2 separate regions of the Mus musculus genome follow, and region 2 is linked to region 1. A link is a loop called in an ENCODE intact Hi-C map of the cell type or tissue named here. Cell type or tissue: left cerebral cortex. All regions are shown on one strand. Each heading gives the region's core, and the rest is flanking DNA. Links, peaks and the distances in the headings are about the cores only.

Region 1 (8,350 bases), core at 295-8,294:
TCCATCCTTTGGTCTCAGCTCCAAACTTTATCTTTGTAACTCCTTCCATGGGTGTTTTGTTCCCAATTCTAAGAAGGGGCAAAGTGTCCACACTTTAGTCTTTGTTCTTCTTGAGTTTCGTGTTTTGCAAATTGTTGGAACATAATTGTCCTTGCTTGCTTGCATATCATTAATGACAGTCTTCTGCTTACATATCATTAATTATCAGCCTCATAATGAAAAAAATAAGAATTGACTATATATTTCTGATGTGACAGAACTCTTATTGCCACAGAACCAAAGTTATTTAGCCTTTCCCACTAAATCCAAAGAAGGAAAGAAAGAAAAGAAAAGGAAAGAAAAAAAATGGGGGCAACACAGAGAAACTTCTGCAAATCCCAGCTTTTTAAAGGAACACTGATGTAGATGAATAGTATTTACATTTTGGTTCCAGAAAAAGTGTCCAGTGTCTAAAGTAGATAGTGTATAGAATAGAGAGAGAAAAGACTGAGTCCAAACACTTAAAGTGAGTGAAACAGAAAGGACAAGTGTGTTAGATTAAAGTCAGCGCTTGCAAGAATGGGAGTGCTTATCTCTAAGTTTATGTTCATCCATGGTCTCTATCTTTTCTAGTTACCCGTTAAGTTTAGCAGGAAAAGAGGAAAATGGAAGAAAACTGTTCCTGTTTCCTCTCTGCCTTTTCTTCCCCTACCTTCTTCTCCCTGTCATCCTACACCCTATACTCCCTCTGCCTCTCATCAGAGTTCTAAGAAAGAAAATAGTCAGTAGATAAAATGGCAGAGATCATTGTGGAATAGTTCTAACCCATATGCGAGAAAAGCAGCAGGAACTGAATGACACCCTGAGATGGGGAACCCTGTCTGTTGTTCCTCAGACTGTATTTCCTGCAGCCAGGCATCACCCAGCATGTTTTACTCCCATGGTCCTTTATTCTCTGCTAGTCCCTTTTTATTTCATTTATGTGGGCTTTCCCCCTACATGGAGACACACATCTCAGCATTTTGCCTAGGAAATAATATCCTATTTCCTTTGCAGGTGTTGTCTTCTTGGAATGGTAATATAAACGTGCAGTTTATATTAAAGACCCAATGAACATGTCACTTGTTTGAAAAGAAGCCCTCGATTTGACTAGAAGAGACAGGGGACAAATAAGCCAGATTCTTCCTTATACACACAGTAAAGCAATTACTGGGATGAGTGTAGGGAAGGGCAAGGCGGTCACTCACTCAAGCATACAAGGTGCTATGTCCTTGAAATTAACGGTTGTGCTTAGGAACCTGCTTCGGCCTGTCAGCCAGAGATGGTAGCATGGGATTTCATAACTGGTCCATGTGGAGGCTGCTAAGCACACATTTTGAAAGAGGTCGTTCCTTAATCTTCCCCTGCCCCCAATAAGGTCTCAGGAATTTCACAATATTCTGACTTCATGCCCCCTCCGTGAATGCACTTGGAGGAGCAGCAGGTTAACCTCCTCTGTTCACTGATGAGTTTAAAATGCTGCTGTTTACTTCGCTGCTGAAAATGGAACTTTCTCCTCATTTAAGCAGTGGTGTTCTCGTTTGGTGCTGACAAGCCACGGATTGTCAAAATTGGACATCTTGCCATGAATAAAGATGACAACTGAATAAGTGACTCAGAAATAAGCCCGACAAGAGAGAAGCAAAGAAGCTTGAATGTGGAATTTAAATACACTTCTTCTGTCATTTGGGGACACCGAACAAGTCAGGTGGCAATGGTTAAGCAACAGGCATGTGGGCAGTAGCTCTCATGATCCCCGCATTGCCAAGATACCTTTTCACAATTGTTCTTGCTTTGGCGTCTGTGAGTCAGATCCCTGCGAGTTTGGGTGTGGTAAGATCCAATTTTACCGTTATAACTTCAGACACCTGCTCCGATGAGAGTTGGAGATCGCACCTGAAGAAGTTATGTCTTTATTACTACTAGGGTTAAGTATGGTGTTGGGTCTCATTGATTAGCTACTCCAAAGATAGATTTCTGCCAACAGATAAAGAATACTAGCATCCGGTAATGGAACAGATGTTCAGGGAGGAAGACTGAGAGGGTCCCTATTGCTCAAAATACCCTGTGTTTTCATGGAGACAAACACTAGATAAAATGAACATGTTCCCAGTTTCATTGATCATCAAAGCTTAGTATTGTATTAGATAATATTGTATAGAATGTCTGAGGCACAGAAAGAACTAGTGCCACCTGTTGTTAATATAAATAACTTTTTATTTATACACTGTTACAATCACAATCATAGATCATATACAGTATTAATATTGAGAAGATATACAAACTACTGGTTTTCTGTACTGGGCATCTTTGTTAATTTCTAACTGATGTACTTCTGAATTTGTTCATTTTATCTTTCTGTCATTGCCTCTTATTGAAATTTTCTGAGTGTATTTAGGGAGGACAGAAGAGTCTTTGAAACTGCACGTTGAATAAACACTTGAACAATTTGCAGTTGCCACAACTTTTCCATGAGTGACAGTAGAGTGCCCAACTGGTTTGCTAAGTATTTGAACAGGTCATGGAGGCTGCAGGTTTTGTGATTCCCTACGTTGCCACAAATCTGACTATTTGTTGATTTCTAAAACACTTTGCAGTGATTTGTCATCACTGGGAGAAATATAGTTTCTGACATTGACTGGATAAAGGGCACGGTTACTGCTCAGTGCCCCACAGTGAGCAGGAGAGAATTACAGTATATGAAAGAATTGTCTGGCCTCACATGAGAACTATTGTCCTAAACGATTGCAATTAATGTAATTATTCTTCTTTAAAGAAGATAAAGGTGTCTGCTATGAATTTCCAAACAACACATTGTATAATATTTAATAAGTGTGGCCAAGATGATTAATTAATAATCAACTCAATTAAATTTTATAATGCAGTGGGGAGAATAATCGGTTTAGGAGTAAACTGGATTTGTATCTTAGATCTGTAATTGATTGTGTTGCCCTGATCAAGTTACTTAACATCTCAAATTAAGTTAAAACAGTTTTACGGCAACACAATACAATCATTCTCAACTTTTAAACTTCAATGATGAGTCAATTACATTGAGATTTTAGTATAATAGATCCTTTTAAGAATTATTCTCTGTGTCTTCTATGCTTCATCTAATTTCCAAAGAGTGAAAAGATAACTTTAAATATTTGAGTCCTGCATTGTATAGTCTACAAAAATACTTTTTATTGGGCATATGTTCAGTTTCCATCGTAATGTAATCTTTTATGAAGTCTAGATGACATGGGCTACCATTTTCTTCATTCTTGATATTGTTGGTTCAGTCTTACAATAGAAAGGGTGCGCCTGCTTTGGGTCTATAGGCTGTTACCTGTTCTTTGTGTACAATAATGTAAGTACTAAATGCTCCAGATGGTACCACAGATGCAGAAAGGTTAGGAGATGTAATCAATTGTCATACCAGAGAGGCATTCAGTGTGATTTCGAGTTTATTGTGAGTCCCTCCTGACTGAATTAGAATGTCATGTTCTGTGACAGGATAGTAGTAGATTAGGTGCCTGCACTTCACTGCTGTCCGGGATAAAAAAGGGGGAGAAATGCAGTGTGAACTGCCTCTCTCAGTGCCTGTGCTTGTCTAATAATGTGTGCTCTCCTTAAATCACAGTTCAAAGTCTTGACGATCATGTCTCGATATCTGTTCTGTGAGCTGAGGAAATGAATCACAATATTATCAGAAAATGCCAGAAAGCCCTGTGCACGGAACACACTGAAGAGTGGGTGAAGTTTCCAATTCTGAAGGAGCCAGCTTAAAGTTGCCTTCAGTTTATGCAGGAAAAATAGTAAGCAGAAACAGAGCTGGGAAACAGGGCTATAGATGTTCTTTCTGTAATATGGGCTTACTTCTGGAAATTTGACAAATTCTAACTTGAGAAAAGTTGGTTTACAACGCTTTCCCCACACAGGTGAGAAAGATTAATGCGTTATTTAGTTGGGCAAAGTTTTAAAGCATATATGCTTTTTGAAAATGATTAATCCTTTAACAAGTCTAGGTTAGGAAAATCCATTTTAACAATTACACTTTTGACCTGAAACATGGTTGCCCACCATAGTGTGGCTGATTGACTCTTTCAGTAGCACTTAAAAATTCTGGAAGAAAATGTTTTGAAAGGGAACATATATTAGGTTTTTTTTTTTTTTTTGAAAGATAAGTATAAAAAAAAAGGTAAGCCTGATTTGAAATTGGTTTTATAAAGTATTTCACTTGACATCACAGTGTGGTAATTGGAAGTTAAATTGTGGAGTAGAAATACTATCAGACTTCAAGATGGGACTTGTGGGCCACCAGAGAAATTGAACTCAAGTAGAATGTTCAAATTTGATGAATTTTTGCAACTTTTACATCCCACCTAAGTGACTGTGTAGGGAAAAAATAAGTAGTTGTTTTCCTAGCAGTGTGTTAGCTGGTGTTCACTAATCAGTCATGGAATTCTCTTTCATGAAGAGAATTTGTAAGTTAGCAGGTAAAGTATTTATAATAATATCTGTTGCCTTAAGTGATATGTTCAAATGGTTTTTGCAACAGTCTCCTGAGAATATTATGGTTAAATTTTTAAGAAAGCTGGAAGTGTGAAGGCATGAAGACTTGAAATTGTCTTCCTCGGTTTGCTTGAGTTTATGGAATATATTTTCATCTTTTAGTCATAGTTCTGTTTTTAAATAACTCTGTTCTGCTCCATGAGAGACATTTCAGTTCTAAATGTATGCAACCAAATTACCTCTTAACCCTCATTTTCAAACTGCAGTTCAATCAGGATACTCCAGATGGCACACAATGATGATAAAATTATGCATATGTTACATTGAGGGATTGAATATGCAAACAGAAGGAGCTGGTTAACTAAGGCTTTCATATTGCCTTCAGGACTTTACCATTCCCCTACATAATGAAAAAAAAAATACAGATAATGTTTTGCTTGGTTTTAGGATTTGACATTTTGTTTAATATGGCAAATAAAATGCAATACAATATGTAACAATCCATCAAAAAATTTGCCAGTGTTAGTATAAACGCAAATGTTTCCCTAACAAATCAGTAGCCAAGGATATGTTTTACCTTAGTTCATAACCAATATTGCTTGGATTGCACCATGCTCTTGAGAAGACAAGTAGATACAATCAAACCTGATAGCATTCACACAAGTAGCCATTTTTTTTTTCTAAATGCAGGAATGGGAATAAGGTTATTCACTTTTGTTTGCATAACTTTTAGGGAAAAAAAACCTGAAAACATTATAAGGGATAAGTAGAAGAAAACAAAAGGAAACAATGAAATAATTTAGCCTTAATTACTAAACAATTACTGACTCTTCTACAACTGAATAACTCTTTTACAGCTCTGTAGCTCTGTATTGTGAAAGCTACTAATTGGACACTACTTTTTGTAAATGAAAACAGTTAAGAAAGTGATATGTTGGTCAATATATAATTATGTTGTTCTCAGGGAAAAAAACTGGTTTTGCTCCAGTAAAAATTTTCAGTTTTACTCAAATAAGCTTAAATAAGAGTATAAGAATTATATAGTTTTAAAAGAGTAAAAAGAGTAAACAAAATTGGTACTGGCTCATTCACATAGTATTCTATATAATGGCCAGTACTGTATATTAATAATCTTGGTTTTAATAAAGCTAGGAGAGTGTATATATGCACTTGCACATGCACATGAACACACACACACACACACACACACACACACACACACATACACTCCTCTCCCCCTCACCATCTCCTCCAAAGTTATTCTTTAAAAATGTTTAGTCATAGTGTGTAGCTTTGTATGAATTGGTGACACATTTTTTTTCAGTGATCTTAATTGAAGAAGTCCTTTATGAATATGGGAGATTGCGTGCTCATTCTCCCTACACTTTCATGCATTGATTTTGATGAACATTTCATGCTAAAGGAATTTCCAAAGTAAAACAATTCAGAAACCATGAATAGTAATTGAGTCCTTTGGTTCTATTCTAAACTTAAAAATCATTATTCTCCATTTAAAGCAGACAAATCATGTTTTTGTACAGCACAGTGCTCTGTCATTTTACTGAGTTTTGTTGATGGTTGTTTCCAGTGAGCTGGGCTGGAATATTAAGCTCTCTGCTTCCTCTTACTCTCTCTTGCTGTGCTGGGCACATTTAGGGTCTGTTTGAAATGAGCAAAAAGCAATTCTGTTGTTCATAAAAAATAACTTGTAAGCTGGTGTGACTGCCTATTCTTTATTTTGTGAAAGGCTGTGCCATTTTCCAGCCTTTGAAACTCTGGCAACGGGCTTGCTGAAAGTCAGTTTAAATGTACTGTCGTGCATAAACAATCAAGTGTAAAACACAATAAAGTCTCCACTTCAGGGTTTGCTTTTCACACCAAATACATCAGCTCAATCCACTAGTACATGCAGAGGCAGATGGGATATTTTTTGTCAGAAACTAATTTCAAGTGTCATGTAGAAGCCAAAGAATAACAGAAGTTTATCATGGTAAAATATTGTTTTTAATACTAAAAAATGGACTTGTAGCATTTGTATTAAAATGTAGCTACCACTGTCTTTGCAGGTTGATGCAACCAATTCCTCCATACTGATGCCGCATGGGAGAGCAGAGAGACCTTCTCCTAGCATGGCTTGCATTGTGACTCACAGTGACCAGTTCATGTTTGGATAATCGTCTGTTCCTTTTGTCTCATAAGAAAAGAAGTATTTCTATAGTTATTAAACATTAAGCATGGTGCTTTAATGCAAAGATTGCCATTTTTTATTAAATATTTTCTTTATTTACATTTCAAATGTTATCCCCTTTCCTGGTTTTCACCCCCTATTTTCTTTCCCCTCCCCCTGCTCATCAACCCACCCACTCCTGCTTCCTGGTCCTGGCATTCCCTTATACTAGGGCATTGGGCCTTCACAGGACCAAAGGCCTCTCCTCCCACTGATGACCAACAAGACCATCCTCTGATACATATGCGGCTGGTGCCATGGGTCCCATTTCTATTGGAAGCTCTTTGTTGCAGTGATTTTTAGGCTTGCTCTTGTAAAATGTCCTCATCGAAACTCTGTGCCATATACTTCTGTCTTCCCACAGCGAGATTTCATAGTAACTATTCCTGATAGATGTACTATGCATTTCAGTTATGAATTGATTCCTACTTAAAAAACATTTCCACAGAAATTGTAATTTTTATACACTCAGTAGGTATTGTGGTCCCAATTGGATGGGAGGAAAGAACAGCTCTGAAATATTGTCATTCTTTAATGTTTCCTGTCTCTTTTATCTTTCCTCACCTTTCTTCCCTGTCTCCTGCTTCCCCCTGCTCACTCCACTTCCTGTTTACTTTTGCTCTTCCTTCTGTTCCTCTCATTTTTCTTCAGTTCTTTTCCTTCTTTTTTTTTAATGCTTATTCTAGAAATAAAATATGAATATTCAGGAAAAAAGAGTATATAAGATAATATGTGAATATTGTATAATCATTTTAAAGGTTTGCTTCTATTATTTATGTACATTGTATAGGTTTGTGTGTCTACATGAGTGAAAATCACATTGTGTCACATTTGGACCTGGATTTATATGTAACAATGAGCTTCCTGATGACATTGTGAACAGGACTTTCTGTCCTATGGGAAGACTTCCCTAACTGCTGCTGCGGCATCTATCCACCCTCAGCGTACATATTTTAAACAACACTCAGGAGCTGAGTAATAACATATTTCTCATGCAACATGGTTCTAACATCAAGCTACATACTTTATATAGTATGTACACACACACACACACACACACACACACACACACACACACACTAACAAACTGGAACAGCAACGTTGACAAAATAATAACTATGTTTTCTGATGCTAGAAGGAGAGCCTATAGTATTTGCTGAGAGATTGCATGAGGGCCTCTCTGAGACATCCTAATAAATCTGTAGGGTGTATTTGACCATTAAGGAGTTACACTTAAGTTGGTGAATGTAGAGTCTGATCTCTCAAGCAACATGTGTATCTACAATAAAATAGAAACATGGCAGATGTATCTGGTGGTTTGAATTGATGGCATAATTCTGAACTATATAAAGAAAGTAGAAACCACCAGGGACTTATCTTGCCATTATGAAGTGATAAAGACTATAAGCAGAAGCTTAATACAAATTTTACTATTCACACTAGATAAGTTTTTGATGAATCTGGAGTTCAGGATGAAGTTGTCAGACAAAATACTCCATACAAATTTAAACCTAAATGTTACCAAAACAACAATGTTATTTCAGCAATATGTTTGAGACATTCTAAATGTTATCATTATGTGCCAGATATTAAATTTTAATTGTACCT
Region 2 (8,350 bases), core at 265-8,264, 180 kb before region 1:
AACTGAAAAACATGAGTGAGAAGAATTGAATGACATTTTTAAAGACTTCTTTAGGTTTTAATGAAACCATATTCCACTTGGTCTGGAAGAAAATGGGGAATAGTAGACAATATGCTTGTGAAGTGTAAGGGCAGGACAGATTTCAGGTGTGACTGGACCCAACTGTTAGGTGGATCTCCTTGTCATCTAAGATGCCTCCCTCTTTACCAGCTAGGGACTCTAATGAGCTGTCTGAATTCTCATGCAGGTTCCTCATGCTGCAGGCTTTTAGGAGCCCCTAGTGGAAACCATCTGTGTTTTGGATCACACAAAATTCTCAGCACTTCTATGGCCAGCTTAAAAGCATTTACAGAGAAACTTTTCAAGTTTTTGTGTTGACAAAAGAAAGTGTATTGCTTGGGAAGAATGTGGTAGTAAGTAGTGCATTTTCTGAAAGGTCAAGCAACCCAGTGAGGAGAGCGGAGCCCCGGGCAGGGTTTCACCTTTCTTTCCCATTCCACTTTAATATGCATGGTTTAATCAAAATATCTTTTAAGAACTACAAAAGCAATCTCCATGTTAGTGTGGTTTGGGAGAATATATACACATATATTTCCCCAAATAAATTGCTTATAGTTATAAGTCTAAATGAAAGAAAATCTTATGTTCACTTTATCATCATAGTCCTTTGTATTGAAGTTACTTGACTTAAACTTGCCATTTTATTATTCTAAGTTGAAATGAATGTGCTTGGATAGTGTAAGAAGATTACATATATATATATATATATATATATATATATATATATATATATATATCATATACATACTATATTTTGTCACATTTTAAAGATTATATAAATAACTAACATTTAAATGATAATTGAAAACCAATAACTTATTCTAATTCTAAAATATATTATTTTATTCATTTTGTACTTATTTTAATCTAGAGCTATAATGACAAGAACACATATTATTAGTGACGATTCTCTTGGTGTGGTTTTCAAAACACTTTGAGTAAGATTAAGTCAGTTGGTCAATTTAATGAGTTGCTTTGAGACCGTCTTACACATGGAAAGGAAAGAAGGTTCAGCTAAAACAAAACAAAACAAAACAAAACAAAACAAAACAAAACCTGAAGCGCAGTGGTAGATAGAGGCTATGATATCCAACACTGAAATCAACCAAAACCAAATTGGGGAAAAGAGATCCAGCTCTCTGGCAACCCTACTGACCACTGAGGTCATCTCTATTCCTTTCTCTCATCTAGCTTTTCCATTCCTTCCCTCTTCACCCTGCACCTTCCCAGTCCTCTGCAGTGACAGGGACAGCTACTCACCAGGAGGAGGCAAACAGCAAAAGGTAGGCAGGGCAAAGCAGTGGTCTTTCCCAAGATCCCCAGCTGAAGTTACCACTAACCCTAGAGGCAGTCTTCCTTTCTCAGTCAATCTTTCCTGTAAAGACCTTTACAGATCTGCCCAGAGTCACATCTCCTACTTGATGATAGGCCCATCCAAGTTGTCCACTACAAAAAGTACAACGAGGACCTAGGGTAGTGATCAGAAGTTGCAATCTGAAAATAAACCCAAAAACCTTGTTGCAACATTTGAGTCAGATGCCCAACTGTGCTCAATATCCCTTCTATAAATATCATTCTCATAACTATAATATATAGGAGAGAAAAATCGGATTCTCCTCTATTTGATGCATCAAGTGGTCAATCACAAATCCAGTTCTAGTTTTATGTTATCGTTCAAATATCCACTGAAAATATAGTATATTTATGTTACCTACAACTGCATTTCTTATTTTGACATTATTGTTAATATGAACAGCAAATGGACTTGTCAAATTCAATAATACTTGCTTATGTAATACCAGAAGCAACTTTAAACTAAGGAATGGTTATGGCTATGGAATTAGACATGTAAGAATCTTTCTGTTCGGCTGGAGAGATGGCTCAGTGGTTAAGAACACTGACTGCTCTTCCAGAAGTTCTGAGTTAAATTCTTAGCAACCATATGGTGCCTTGCAACCTCATGGAATGGGATCTGATGCCCTCTTCTGGTGTGTCTGAAGAAAGCAACAGGGCACTCACATACATAAAATAAAAACTATAAAAATGAAATCTGTTTTGTTTTGTTTTGTTTTGTTTTGTTTTGTTTTGTTTTGTTTTGTTTTGTTTTGAGGCAGTATTTCATTGTGTAGCTCTGGCAATCCTGGCACTAACTCTGAATACCAGAGACTTGCGTGCTCTCTGTCTCCTGACTGCTGGTGTTAAAGGTATGTGTCACCACTGCCCAGTGACAGGTAAGAATCTTATAAACATATATTCAGGATGGCAGGATACTCAGTGAATAAAAGCACTTTCCACTCATGTCTGGTTATCAGAGTTCAGTCCCCAAACACACATACAGATACAAGGAAAGACCTGACTCCTTAGATTAAATCATGAAAGCTGTCCTTTGACCTGTCCTGGAGCTCTATTGCATATATGCCATATGCTTTGAATGATAAACGGAAGTTTAAAAATTAGTAAATGTAAATTTTAAAATGTATGAGCATTTTAAAATTTTTAGATATATGTTTAATTAAAAATACATTTAGATCCCTGCAGTCCCTCCCCAGTACTCTTCCTCCAACCCTTCTGGTGTCCTCCTCTCTCTCAAGATGATAGCCAATTTTCCTTTGATTATTATTGTAATATATACTATATATAAGTTATCATTACAGAGTGTGCAATAACAATAATATATGCACAAATACATAAATACAATCAGCCGAGTCTTTTTTTGTTGCACTTGTGTATGTAGTATCAACACTGACTACTTTGGAGAATTAGAAGGATCATGCACAGTACAGGATAATTCCTTCCCCAACATATATTAATTGCCTATGGTTTTTAATTTAATGATAGGTTCAAATAATAATTTCCCTTTCCAGGTTATATGTACATTGATAAATGCCAGTCGTTTGATGTTGTTTATATAGCCATTTTCTAGAAAAATCTGTTTTACCATAGATATACTGGGTTTCTGGCTTATACAACCTTTCTGTCCCCTTTTATGCAATGTTTCCTGAGCCAGAGATGTGGGACCTGTGGTGTAGATGTATCGCCTGGGTCTGGGCTCCCACCATCTCCTGACCTCTGCATTGTGTCTAGTTGTGGTTTGCGCTGATGATCTTCATTCACTATGAAGAAAGCTCTTTTTTAACTGAAAAAGTTTCATACAATATTATTCTGATAACCAACAATTTCCCCTCCTCAAATGCCTCCAGTTCTTTCCAACCTACCTACCCACCCACCCAACTCCAAGCCTGCCCCTTCTTTCTTCATATCTTTAGAAAGCAAAGCATTCCATTCTGGTCCCTCTAATCACTCCATCTCCTATTCTGCAATTCAGTTAGCCACAGGGGAAGGGGCTTGATGGAAATATTCCCCACTAGGTCTGAGAGTTTCAAAACCAAGACAGTTTTCCTTTTTTTTTTTTTTTTGTGATGTATAGTAGCTACACTCATCTGTGAGGATAAAGATAATATTTGAAGGTAGTAAGGAATTGTGTTAATTTAGTAAAGTGGTGGTAGTAGGTTCTTTTCTAATCCCAATGACTTCCAAAACTCCAGGAAGATGAGTAAGTCTTTCAAAGCCGAGCAAGGGTTCCTTCTAGTGAATGGGTCTTATGTTCAGGAGACAGCTACTCACTACTCCCCAGATGTGGATGTCATTGATTGTACTTTACAGATGGGATATCTTGCCATACCAGTCGTTATTGGCTCTCAAAGAATTGCAGCTGGGACTGACTGTTTAATTACTTCCTTCCCTTTGTAGCCTACATAGCATCTTCTAGAACCACGGAGGGAAAACCCAATAAAATAAAATAAAAAATATAAAAGAGACATATGCCACATATTCTCCCTCATCTGAAGTGCTAACTGCAAATACTCAAATGTGAGTATACAGCATGGATTGACCACAGGAACAAGGAAAGTATAAAGGGACCACAGGTAGCAGAGGTGGGGCATGGGTTTGTCTTGAGAGGGGAATAGAATTCTGGTGATATGAAGTGGGAGATGGAGAAACAGAGACTTGGATCCAACAGTGAAAAGGGAGAAAAGTCTGTCTGGATGGGAAGGAGGGAGAAGAGGCAAATAACACAAAGGTGATTTGATAATGCTTTAAGGAACCATATTATTTTATAATTACCTGAAATGTTATACAACACGTGTGCACACAGGGATGAAAACACATACATACACACTAAAGGAAGTTAAGCCACACTGGAGTTGAGAATGCTTCCTACAAGAACTAAAGATTAATAAAATACACAGAACAGGCACAGGGAACCTCCTTTCTAATAGTTGTTCAGAATAGTCCAAGTGACACTCAAAATGATATAGACTATGGCTGCAGTCCTTCCTTGCTTCCTGTGGTTGCAGACATCATCCATTTTGGACACAGGACTCAGATGATTTTAGCTGGATCTGAGCTGAAGTAAAAAAGAGTTTATCTATCTGTATGTTCTTTGGAGGTTTTTTTTTTTTTCACATTGGATATTGATTTGTGAAAGGCATCTATTCTGGTCACATTTGCACACATACACACACCCCTACTACTTTAAATGTCTCAAAGGATTTGTGTGTGTGTGTGTGTGTGTGTGTGTGTGTGTGTGTGTGTGTGTGTGTGTGTGATTATCCGTGGAGATCGCTAAAATCCTTTAACAAAAGCTGGAACTAATCTTTATAATTAAAGGGAATAGCTGATTTTAAGAAGTCAGTTGAAATCACCTTTCTTGTAAAACTTTTCCAGGTCATCTATCACACCAAACAGCCAGGGGTGGAGAACACAGGTGCACCATCTTGTCACAATTAGACAAACACAAAGAAAAAGATTAAATTTTAGAAAAAAATTCTTTTTTTTAACGCGTTGTTCCATAAGCGCACAGATACAATTGAGTAGCTTATTAAACCGGAAATCATTTCACTAGGTGGATTACACAGCATCAGTAAGAAACTGAGAATTCAGGCCAGCTCTAAAATTTGCTAAAGTTTGCCATCTAGAGGTCTAGGGGAGTATATTTTGGAAAGTACTTTCAGATTGATTTTTCTCTAAAGTACAGATTATTTTTGTTTATTAAATAAAATGGAGGCTCGGGAAAAAGGGATATTCCACTTATTGCTGACTGCACACAGGGCACTTTACAATTTTGGGCATTTACTTCTAAGTGCTGGCAAGGTTGCTTTGAGTTTTATGTGGACAGCCATTTTGACTGTGACATCTTCAGAGGTCTTTTAGGCAGGCTGGTTTACAAATTTCTCCACACTGTATGAGAGACAGAAAAACAATACATTAGAGACTGGTAAATGTACCATGGTGTTTTTAATGATTAACAATCTTTTGACTATTAAGACTGACAGTCAGGGTTATTTGTACTCCTGTTGAGTACTGCAGATGTTCATGTTAAACAATTGTAGGGCGGTAGGAAGCAAACTATCCTGGTGAAGAAAGAAAAAGGCATCAATCTAAAACGAGTGCTGAGATCCCATTTCATAGTTTGCACAAACATGCAGGTGAGCACACACACATATAAACACACACACTCACATACACACATGCACACACACACACACACACACACACACACACACGTGTGCTTATGGTAAACACACAGACTTGTCATTTTAATCCTTTACTAAGGAGTTGTAATATACATCGCTGTCATATACTTGCTATAGCTGATGACACAGTACAAGTATTTATTCAGAACACAATTGCGTTTCCATGAGTGTGTCACATTTGTCTGCTCACCGATGCTAAAACAGAGGATAATGAGCTTTGAAATGTAGATTATGGGATCACAAGAGAAGCTGCATATCAGGAAATCTTCCCCAGCAGCTGGGCTAAGGTTATGTATCTTAAGTGCTCAGTAAGTCACCGCATGCTGGGTGCGGCAGCAAGATAGACGTAATGTTAGACTGCTGCCATTCTGAGGGAATGTATTCCTGTGGCAGGAAAGTGCGGTGGGCATCTCAACTGACCTGGGCAAAGGGGCTTCGTGTTAACAGCAGTGGAAAATACAGAAGAGGTTTATTGTTATTTTATTATTATTATTATCATTCTTACTGTAGCCTCTCCAAGCCATGGTAAAAATCAACCTTTTTTCCTTTAAAAGGAGCCTCACGTTTACATTGTATCCTAGCATTAAAAGCAATATTTAAGGAAGGACATCACCTTGTTAAATGGACACATTTACATACGATTTCATGTTTCAGAATTCTGATGCAAGGCAAAGAGTTTCTTAGAGATGAGAAATTGCTGTAATATAAAAATGACCCCATTGAGTAGAGATAATATGCACCTCTGTAATTAAGAGCCCCGTGATATGGTGTAATTACTTGCTGTCCTTACACTGACCTCCAAGAAAAGAGTGTCTAAACATTACACTGCAATGCTAGCATTTGTCTTTTGAAGTGTGTTCCTTCTGTGAACGGCAGTGCATCTGTGGATAATATATCCACAGCAGGTCACTGACAAATGTCGCACCAGCTGCAGTGAAGTCTCTTCTTTTCATTCCACAGACCTCATATCTTGAAATCGACTTAAAGACAGTAATAAGGTGGTCGAAGAGATAGTTCAATCTCTGTGTTCATCAGTGCTTGGGGACTACATGAACGAAGGCTACTTGAGGCTATTTGTTCATTAAGCACCATCCACAGCACATTAACTATAGCACACCTTTTATGTTTAACAGTACCAAGATCTGTGGGGACACAAAGATGGATGGAAGTGTTGCCCAGGGAGGGACACTCCACCAACCTCAAGCTACTCCTGTATGCTTAGAGCAGGAAGCTGATGACAGGGACAGCTCCTACTTACTGGAACTTGAGGAGCTTCTGTGGGATCTTTGTGACAACAAAAATCACTTCTTACCACCTTGACTGTGAGCGTGTAGTTACGCACATACATGAGCCTGTGTGCTTCTTCAGTAGGATACTGTCTTGTCTTTGAGAATCGAATTTATATTTTAATCACCTATCGTATATGCAAGCCATTGTCATAACAAGGAAAAATAATTCATTTTTCTTCTGAGAATGGGTTACTCATACATTCCTGTGATAATGTATCTCACATTGAGTTTCTCAAAGATTTTGTCAGCCTAACAAAGAAGTTAAGAGAATGGATGTAGAATTGTGCCATTTGGTTCATGTTCTGGGACACCTCCTTGCCTCAGGCTGTAACTTGGGTCATTCCTTAAAACAGGTCTATACTTCAATTATTTATGATAGAAATGAGGTTGCTACCTATCCCTTTACTATAGTGTTATGCTAAAAAACAACTGAAACTGACCTAATAAGAAGACAGAACACCTTCACTACTTGGAATAATGTTTAATCACAATATGCAGCCTTTATAAATGCCAGCAAGGTATATTTCCCCATGTCAGTAGTGTCTCCTTTACTCCTACTGACAAGAGACTCCTCTGTATAGATCAACACCTACATTTTATATGAAGCTTTTGAGGCCTTTAAAAGGTGAGCTGCATTCGGAGGTGACACCATTACACAGCAATTTTAAAAGCACATGGCTTCCTAAAGCCTCAAAGAGATTCTTTTGAATGCAGTGCACACAGTTGAAAAGCAATGGCAGTCAGTGTGGCCTTCAGACTATGGACTTCAGACTCGTGCTTCCTACCAATGGCAGGTTTGTTCCTTAGGCAATTTTTTTGTTTGGTCTTTTCTCAACTGTAACTTAGGAGACCTTTATTGCTTTAATTAGAGGTGGTGTGAAGATTGTCTGGTAGTATAATTAAATCATATAGGTAAGAGGCAATAATTAGCATTTTTGTTTCTTTTTAATGAGATAAAAGACAGCAGGCAGAAAATGGATAGGTGTGGCAATGGTCACTCCCATACTTTCATATAGTGTCTGATTTGGAGTTCCTCTACCTATTTCTATTAAAAATGATCTCTCACTGCCCCTATCATATCCTTTTCTGCTAAATCCTCTTTTGTTCCTGAGTTATATATCCTCATTTCATCTCTTCATATCTCCTTACTGTTTCCCACTAAATTCAAATACCGGTTTTTAAAATATTTTTCTAAGTTTAATAAAATAACATTTATTCTTAATAATTAACTATAGTCAATGTGACTAATATCTATTATTTTGAATAACTAGAAGAAAATTATCTATCTATTCATCTATCATCTATGATTCACCTATCTACCTATTCATATATATATATATATATTCATATATATATATATATATATCATCTACCAATTTATGTGAATGTTCACCATTAATTGCTTTAATATATTTAAAGCAGAAACAGTCAAAATTTCAGTAAAAGGCTAGATACTGATGCCCT

The links. A loop is a pair of places that touch in the nucleus more often than their neighbours do. Peaks named below come from ENCODE experiments on the same cell type or tissue, not always from the same donor. Only the 100,000 strongest peaks of a DNase experiment are listed, where the experiment ranks them.
Region 2: it touches region 1 in a loop (2.2-fold over the local background); 2 of 42 quality-filtered maps call a loop at or near these places.

What each region holds. Positions count from the first base shown.
Region 1 is chr16:70,833,538-70,841,887 of GRCm38, forward strand. No RefSeq gene overlaps it. Among named protein-coding and RNA genes, the nearest start is that of Gm29823, 120 kb to the right of the region's middle. In left cerebral cortex, for the core only: a CTCF peak has its summit at 4,793; DNase peaks (open chromatin) are centred at 787, 894, 1,651, 3,732 and 2 more places; H3K27ac peaks cover 1,769 bases.
Region 2 is chr16:70,649,624-70,657,973 of GRCm38, forward strand. No RefSeq gene overlaps it. Among named protein-coding and RNA genes, the nearest start is that of D16Ertd519e, 37 kb to the left of the region's middle. In left cerebral cortex, for the core only: a CTCF peak has its summit at 5,048 (motif pointing left); DNase peaks (open chromatin) are centred at 5,038, 5,891 and 6,706.